Linked DNA regions of Homo sapiens: region 2 is linked to region 1. The links are chromatin loops, found by intact Hi-C in ENCODE. Cell type or tissue: CD4-positive, alpha-beta T cell. All regions are shown on one strand. Links, peaks and the distances in the headings refer to the core of each region. The heading gives the core; the rest is flanking DNA. Region 1 overlaps CFAP251 (cilia and flagella associated protein 251). Region 2 overlaps TIALD (transcript inducer of AURKA lysosomal degradation).

Region 1 (4,386 bases), core at 136-4,135:
TGTGCGCAAGCGATCCTTCGATCCTTCCCACCTCAGCCCTCCAAGTATCTGGGACTACAAGTGCACGCCACCACACCCAGCTAATTGTTTATTAGCAGAGACGGGTCTCCTTATGTTGCCCAGACTGGTCTTGAACTCCTAGGCTCAAGCAATCCCTCTGCCTTGGCCTCCCAAAATGCTGGGATTGTGAGCCACTGTGCCTAGCCCAATTTTTAAAATTTTTTAGAGATCGGGGTCTCGCTATGTTGCCTAGGTTGGTCTGGAACTCTTGGCCTCAAGTGATCCTCCTGCCTCAGCCTCTCAAGCAGCCGGGACTCCAGGCATATGCAGGACTTCCTTATTTCTATAGGAAGCAGAGACAAGCGGGTTGCTCTGTGCCCACCCTCTTTCTCAAGTATTTTGTGCGACACGTGGGCACTGGTTGCCAGGGCTAAACACCTCACCAACAAAGCAGGACAGCCCAGGGATTAAACTCAAGAATCCTGGCTGGGCACAGTGGCTCACACCTGTAATCCCAGCACTTTGGGAGGCCGAGGTGAGTGGATCACATGAAGTCGGGAGTTTGAGACCAGCCTGACCAACATGGAGAAACCCCGTCTCTACTAAAAATACAAAATTAGCCAGGCAAGATGGCGCATGCCTATCATCCTAGCTACTCAGGAGGCTGAGGCAGGAGAATTGCTTGAACCCGAGAGGTGGAGGTGCGGTGAACTGAGATGGCGCCATTGCACTCCAGCCTGGGCAACAAGAGTGAAACTCCGTCTCAAAAAAAAAAAAAAATCAAGAATCCTGAATGATGTGGTGATGTGCGCCTATAATATCAGCTACTAGAGAGGCTGGGGCAGAGGGATCACTTGAGCCCAGGAAGTCGAGGCTGCAGTGAGCTGTGATCACACCACTGCACTCCAGCCTGGGCGACAGAGTGAGACACTGCCTCTTAAAAAAAAAAAAATCCTGAACAAGTGAGAAGACTGCCATCAATTTGATGGCGTTTGGACATTTATGTAAAGTATCTTTACCAGAAAATCAAGAAAATATAAACTTTTAGATTTTGGAAAGGGTATTATACACAAAGAAGCACAAGGTCAGAGAAACATTCTCATAAAGGGCTTCTGGAATCACGGATCCACAGATGGGGATATCATGACAAAGACAAAAATATCAGATGACATTTTTAAACATTTAACGTGTGCCGTGTACTGTACGAAACGGATACTCAGTTAATCTTCACAATAATTCTGGAGGTAGGTACTACTATTATGTTTATTTTGTAGATGAGGAAACTGAGGCATGGAGAGGTTCTGAAACTTGACCAAGTCGTAACTGGCACGTGGTCACAGTCAGGATTCAAACCCAGAGCTGCCTGACCCTGGAGCCTCCACAATGTGGCCTCCATGGTTAGCACTGACCTGCAGGCATCAGAGAGCTGCCGGAATACTCCTCACCCACAGGAACTGCGAGAGGCACGGCCCACGATGGCATTTTGGTGACTTTCATAGAAGTGTGAACCTCAGGTGCCTGCAGGCCTTGTGAAGGAGAACCTCTCCCTGGCTGAGGAAGGGGCACCTGGGTTTGAAAGGCCTCCTTGTGAGGCAAGGGTGCCTGGAACTTGCTTCAGAATAACCCATGGGGCGGGAGCAGGTCAGTGGGTCTGGACCAAACGGGAGCTGAGAATTGCTGAAGCTGAAGTTGACTGATGGATATGCAGGAGTGTGGGGTGTGTGTGTGCAGTGGCGTGATCACGGCTCACTGCATCCTTGACCTCACAGGCCCAAGCAATTCTCCCACCTCAGCCTCCCGAGAAGCTGGGACCATAGGCACATGCCACTACAGCTATTTTTTTTTTATTTTTTGTAGAGACAGGGTCTCCCTATATTGCCTAGGTTGGTCTTGAACTCCTGGGCTTACTAAAGCGATCCTCCTGCCTCAGCCTCCCAAAGTGCTAGGACTACAGGTGTGAGCCACCGTGACTGGCCAAGAGTTCATTTTATTCTTTTCTCTGTTTTTGTGTTTGCTTGGAATTTTACAAAATAAAATTAAAAATAAGAAAATGAGGGGCGATCCCATCGCCTCTTAAGAGGAACATGCTGACTCAACAGGAAATACTGAGGGAAGAGCCCCCCACTGAGTAAGCACCTCTGTGCGCTGGGCACCGCACAGACCCTCGCTCTCTAGTCCTCACGACACCCCTACGAGAGCGCAGCCTGCTCCAGCCTCATCTACAGAGCAGACTCCGGCGTTCAGACCACCGCTGGGATGGCTCGCCAAGGAGGCTGGGAACTGCAGCCAGGCCAGCTAGTTTGCACCAAGATGTGCTTCTTCCCTTTCTCCATCTTGAAGTACCAAGTGTTAGGCCAACCAATCACCCAGAGGAGGTGGGTATTTGGTTAAACGTTGGACTAAAAACAGAAGAAGCAGAACCACAGACAGAACCATGCAGATGAAGTGCAGCGGCCGTGGGAACAGTGAGACATCTGAGGCAACATTTCTAATGTAAAATGAGAAGGAAATGAGGTCAGGGAGCGGTGGCTCATGCCTAGAATCCCAGCACTGTGGGAGGCTAAGGAGGGTGGATGGCTCGAGCTCAGGAGTTTGAGACCCGTCTGGCCAACATGGAGAAACCCCATCTCTACCAAAATTGAAAAATTAGCAGAGCATGGTGGCACGCTCCTGTAGTCCCAGCTACTTGGAGGGCTGAGGCTGGAGGACCAGGTGACACAGTGAGACCCTGTCTCCAAAAAAAAAAAAAAAAAGAAGGAAGTGAGAATGAAGAGGGGCCCACTTTTTGCCTTGCTCAGAATTCCGTGGAAGCCACGCCACCTGCTCAGAGTGGTCCTGGGTGCGACTGCTGCACTCATTTTGTAGATGAGGAAGCTGAAGCATGAAGAGGCTGAGACACCTGCCCACGTCTTAGCTGTCATCTGGTCATAGTCCCCATGGTTAAAGGGGACTGAGCCCACCCCACACTCCAAGAAGGAGAGTGCCCACGCCTGGCCAACCTGAGTGGCACATGCCTGATGGCAGTGATGACAGTGACAATGTCTGCAGCTCTGGGAAGGGGACAGGCTCCTGCCTGTGGCATTGAATCCCACTGGATGTGGACTGGGGGCCGGACACGGAGGGAGACAACACAGCAGAAAGCGAGGCCTAAAGAGAGAGACCCTTCCCAGCGACATGGATGAGGGCCTGGCTTAGGTTACACTGCACATCCCCACTCCCTCTGGACCTGGAATTCTGTGAACCAGAAAATGGGTCGACTTAGGTTTCCGTAACTTGTAACCAAAGAATAAGGCTGAGGCCGGGCACGGTGGCTCACGCCTGTAATCCCAGCACTTTGAGAGGCTGATGCAGGTGGATCACTTGAGGTCAGGAGTTCGAGACCAGCCTGGCCAACATGGTGAAATCCTGTCTCTACTAAAAAATACAAAAATTAGCCAGGCATGGTGGTGCATGCCTGTAATCCCAGTTACTCGGGAGGCTGAGGCAGGAGAATCGCTTGAACCTGGGAGGCGGAGATTGCAGTAAACTGAGATCACACCACTGCACTCCAGCCTGCGTGACAGAGCAAGATGCTGTCTCAAAAAAAAAAAAAAAAAAAGAAGAAGAAAGCTGACTAATGATCTCACTCAGTGTGTTGAGCCCCTCCCTCTCTTCAAATGTCGGCGGCTCCGCAGTGAGCACCCCCAGGAGATGTAGAGAATCCCAAGCCTGTGCTTGGAGATTCCGATTGGCTGGACCTGGGCAGGGCCCAGGAGCTGAATAGTCAGTAAATGCTCCGATGCAGCTTCCCAGTTTGGGAAGCCATGTTCTAGGGAACACTCTTTGGAAAATGCCACTCTCTGGAACACCACGTGGGCTGTACGAACTTTCTCAGAGTTGCTTATGTTTCTAGCAATGTGCTATGACAAAATGCACATCAGCCAAAGACCTTTAGAGGAGCTTACAACAGTACCTGGTGATTTTAAGGTCCTCGTTCAAGACTCAGAAGGGATTAAAGGGCTCTGATAACTAATTTCTCGAGAAATGAGTTTTGTGTACCTGGAGCACACAAAACAGGTGATTCTGGGTAGGCCACTGAAGCCGAGAGCAGGGACTGGGACCACAGTTTATATTGCTCAAGTGTTCTCAGCCAACATGAACACTGAGTCTTAGCTGGGTTTCAGGACTTGTGGATTCCTGAAGATGGGCACGTAAAATGCTACATTTATGGAAAGTAGGTTAGCAATAGGGTCTGCAATTTCATATTCTCTGACCCAGTAATTCTACTTCTTGCACTATGACCCAGGAAAATAATGAGAGAAGTGTGCAAAAACCATGCACAGAGATGCTCCACACAGCTGTGTCTCTGACACCAGCTACTTTAGACAACTCACACGGCTATCAACT
Region 2 (4,386 bases), core at 237-4,236, 120 kb after region 1:
GTTGGGATGAGGGTGGATTGAGGACAAAGGTGCACAGCGAGGGTGGATTTGTGGTGATTACATTTTGGGGTAATGGAATTGTCCTGTATCTTGATTGAGGTCATAGTTATGCAACTGTATATGTTTTCAAAATTCATAGAACTGTACGCTGAAATACTCTTTTCAGTGTACAGTTCTATGAATTTCACTCTGTGTAAGTTATAGCTCAACAAATAGAAGCCATATTTACAAAATCTTAAATCATGTAAATTATGATGTAAAACATGTAAATAGACTTTGCTGCAGAACCAGAAAGGCCAACTAGATGTGCAGAGAAGTATGAAATAAACCCTGAAGTCACTAAGCTTGGGGTGCTCCCAACAGCAGAAGATTCCAAATGGCAAGGTTGCATTGGTTCTCTTTATTTAAACTCCGTCAAATGGCTGAGAACCGTTGGCATGTTTTGTACTGTGGAAAATTCAAATAAACTGTAAGAACAAAATTAAAACCATCTGTAAACTGTGGGGTTTTTTTTTTACACAAATGGTAACTTATATACACTGCTCCGTGCCTTTTTTTTTTTAAACGTAACATATCTTAGAGCTTTTTCCCATCACCATCTAGAACATCTAGAAAGTTTATTTATTCTTTTTTTTTTTTTTTTGAGGCGGAGTCTCGCTGTGTCCCCCAGGCTGGAGTGCAGTGGCAAGATCTCTGCTCACTGCAAGCTCTGCCTCCCGAGTTCACACCATTCTCCTGCCTCAGCCTCCCGAGTAGCTGGGACTACAGGCGCCTGCCACCATGCCTGGCTAATTTTGTTTTTGTATTTTTAGTAGAGACAGGGTTTCACCGTGTTAGCCAGGATGGTCTCGATCTCCCGACCTCGTGATCCAACCACCTCGGCCTCCCAAAGTGCTAGGAGTACAGGCGTGAGCCACGGCGCCCCACCTTTTTGTTTTGTTTTGCTTTGTTTTTTAAAAAACAGAGTCTCACTCTGTTGCCCAGGCTGGAGTGCAGTGGCTCAATCTAGGCTTACCGCAACCTCCACCTCTGAGGTTCAAGCAATTTGTGCCTCAGCCTCTCGAGTAGATGGGATTACAGGCGCCCAACACTACGCCCAGCTCTTTTTATTTTTTTAGTAGAGATGGGGTTTCGCCATGTTGCCCAGGCTGGCCTTGAACTCCTGACCTCAGGTGATCCTCCCGCTTTGGCCTCCCAAAGTGCTGGGATTACAGGCATGAGCCACCACACCCAGCCTCTTGATTATTTTTAATAGTTAATGTTTTATTGTATTAAGCCAATCTCCTGTTGATGGATACTTAGATTACTTTAGATTACTTTGTTTATAATATTTTCTTTCTTTTTTTTTTTCCTTTTTTTTGAAAGAGAGTGTCGTGGCTGGGCACAGTGGCTCATGCCTGTAATCCCAGCACTTTGGGAGGCCAAGGCGGACAGATCACGTGAGGTCAGGGTGTGAGACCAGCCTGGCCAACATGACGAAACCCCATCTCTACTAAAAATACAAAAAATAGCCGGGTGTGGTGGCGGGCACCCATAATCCCAGTTACTTGGGAGGCTGAGGCAGGAGAATTGGTTGAACCCGGGAGGCGGAGGTTGCAGTAAGCTGAGATCATGCCAGTGCACTCCAGCCTGGGCAACAAAAGCGAAACTCTGTCTCAAAGAAAGAAAGAAAGAAAGAAAGAGAGTGTCGCTGTGTCGCCCAGGTTAGAGTGCACTGGCATGATCTCAGCTCACTGCAGCCTCCGACTCCCAGGTTCAAGCGATTCTCCTGCCTCACCCTCCCGAGTAGCCGAAACTACGGGTGCCCGCCATCATGCCCAGCTAATTTTTGTATTTTTAGTAGAGACGGGGTTTCACCATGTTGACTAGGCTGGTCTCGAACTCCTGACCTCAAGTGATCCACCCACCTCAGCCTCCCAAAGTGCTGGGATTACAGGCGTGAGCCAATATGCCCAGACGTTTATAATATTTTCTACCCTAAGATGAACCAGTGGAAGTGATAATAGCCTTAAAATTGAGGATGGGAATTAATGTGGGTATTGTCTATAACAGGAGTTTTTTGTTGTTGTTGTTGTTGTTGTTGTTGTTTTTGAGACGGAGTCTCACTCTGTCGCCCAGGCTGGAGTGCAGTGGTGCAATCCTGGCTCACTGCAAGCTCCGCGCCCCGGGTTCACTCCATTCTCCTGCCTCAGCCTCCCAAGTAGCTGGGACTACAGGCGCCTGCCACCATGCCTGGCTAATTTTTTGTATTTTTAGTAGAGACGGGGTTTCACCATGTTAGCCAGGATGGTCTCGATCTCCTGACCTCGTGATCCGTCTGCCTTGGCCTCCCAAAGTGCTGGGATTACAGACGTGAGCCACTGCGCCCGGCCATTTTTTTTTTTTTTTTAATAGTCAGGGCCTCCCTCTGTTGCCCAGGCTGGAGTACAATGGTACAATCATAGCTCACTTCAGTCTTAAGCTCCTGGGCTCAAGAGATCTTCCCCACTTAGCCTCCTGAGTAGCTGGGACTACGGGCATGCACCACTATAGCCGGCTACTTTTTAAACTTTTTGTAGAGACAGGGTCTCACTAGGTTGCCCAGGTTGGTCTTGAACCCCTGGCCTCAAGTGATCCTCCTGCCTCCGCCTCCCAAAGTGCTGGGATTACAGGTATGAGCCACTGTACCTGGCTTTAATAAGATATTTTTTCTTTTTTTTGTGTGACAGAGTCTTGCTCTGTCGCCAGGCTGGAGTGCAGTGGCACGATCTCAGCTCAATGAACCCTGCCTCCCGGGTTCAAGTGATTCTCCTGCCTCAGCCTCCTGAGTAGCTAGGATTACAGGTGTGTACCACCATGCCCAGCTAATTTTTTTTTTTTTTTTTTTTTTTGTATTTTTAGTAGAAACAGGGTTTCGCTATGTTGGCCAGGCTGGTCTCAAATTCCTGACCTCAAATGATCTGCCTGCCTTGGCCTCCCAAAGTGCTGGGATTACAGGCATGAGCCACCGTGCCCAGCCAAGAGGGACAAAAACCTTTTCACAGAAAAACATTTTTATACAACTTAACCAGAAAGCTTCATTTCAGGTTCAGGAAGTGGAAGGGGCAAAATCCTGGATTTTCACAAATTTCCAAAATGGGCTTATATAACTCTCCACCCTTTTCTTTCTTTTTTTTTTTCTTTTAGAGACAGGGTCTCATTCTGCTGCCCAGGCTGAAGTGCAGTGGTGCAATTATAGCTCACTGTACCCTTGAACTCCTGGGCTCAAGGGATCCCCCCATCTCAGCCTCTTAAAGTGCTGGGATTACAGGTGTCAGCCACTGCTCCTGGCTCGCCACCAATGCTTTTCATTCTGATCATTTCTGTAGTGAGCAGCATAGAAGAAATAATGCCTTTTGAGGGACAGTTGCATTTAACAGACAGCCTTACTAAGGTGAGTACGTCAGGACAAAGATGCGGGAAGGAGAATCAGGCTATTAGTCCATTGTTGCAAATTGCAACGAATTGAGAAAGTCAGACACAACGATCAACTGCAGTGAAACATTTGGTGGGGAGTTTTGAGAGTCCAGTCTGAAGGAGTGCGTGGAAGGATCACGGTCCCTGTGATGTACCCTCTCTCGGCTTGTTGCTTTGGGCAGGAATCACAAGTTAGGAAGGAATCAGCACCAGAAATGCAGAGCTGGCTGGGCGCAGTGGCTCACGCCTGTAATCCCAGCACTTTGGGAGGCCGAGGCGGGAAGATCACCTGAGGCCAAGAGTTCGAGATCAGCCTCGCCAACATGGCGAAGCCCTGTCTCTGATAAAAAATACAAAAATTAGCTTGGTGTGGTGGCGCATGCCTGTAGTCTTAACTACTTGGGAGACTGAGGCGGGAGAATCACTTGAACCTAGGAGGCGGAGGTTGCAGTGAGCAGAGATCACGCCATTGCACTTCAGCTTGGGAGACATCCCAAGACCATCTTAAAAAAAAAAAAAGGAGGGGGGGTGCCGGGCGCGGTGGCTCACGCCTATAATCCCGGCACTTTGGGAGGCCAAGGCGAGCGAATCACGAGGTCAGGAGATTGAGACCATCCTGGCTAACACGGTGAAACCTCATCTCTACTAAAAATACAAAACATTAGCTGAGCCAGGTGGCAGGTGCCTGTATTCCCAGCTACTCCGGAGGCTGAGGCAGGAGAATGGCGTGAACCTTGGAGGTGGAGCTTGCAGTGAGCCGAGATTGCACCATTGCACTCCAGCCTAAAAAAAAAAAAAAAAAAAAAAAAAGCTTGCATTGAGCCGAGATGCCAAGATCACGCCACTGCACTCCAGCCTGGGCCACAGAGGGAGACTCTGTCTCAAAAAAAAAAAAAAAAAAAAAAAAAAAAAGGCCGAGAGCGGTGGCTCACGCCTGTAATCCCAGCACTT

What was found. Peaks named below come from ENCODE experiments on the same cell type or tissue, not always from the same donor. Only the 100,000 strongest peaks of a DNase experiment are listed, where the experiment ranks them.
Region 2: a loop joins it to region 1, with 2.3 times the contacts of the local background. A loop is called at or near these places in 1 of 110 quality-filtered maps.

The regions. Positions count from the first base shown.
Region 1 is chr12:121,978,776-121,983,161 of GRCh38, reverse strand. The region is part of intron 19 of CFAP251 (cilia and flagella associated protein 251); the gene reads right to left. Among named protein-coding and RNA genes, the nearest start is that of BCL7A, 41 kb to the left of the region's middle. RefSeq lists enhancers at 2,507-2,556, 2,577-2,656. In CD4-positive, alpha-beta T cell, for the core only: no CTCF peak of the experiment used is centred there; a DNase peak (open chromatin) is centred at 2,481.
Region 2 is chr12:121,862,558-121,866,943 of GRCh38, reverse strand. All of the region lies in intron 2 of TIALD (transcript inducer of AURKA lysosomal degradation), which reads right to left. It also overlaps a transcript of HPD not described here. Among named protein-coding and RNA genes, the nearest start is that of HPD, 5.9 kb to the right of the region's middle. In CD4-positive, alpha-beta T cell, for the core only: no CTCF peak of the experiment used is centred there; no DNase peak of the experiment used is centred there.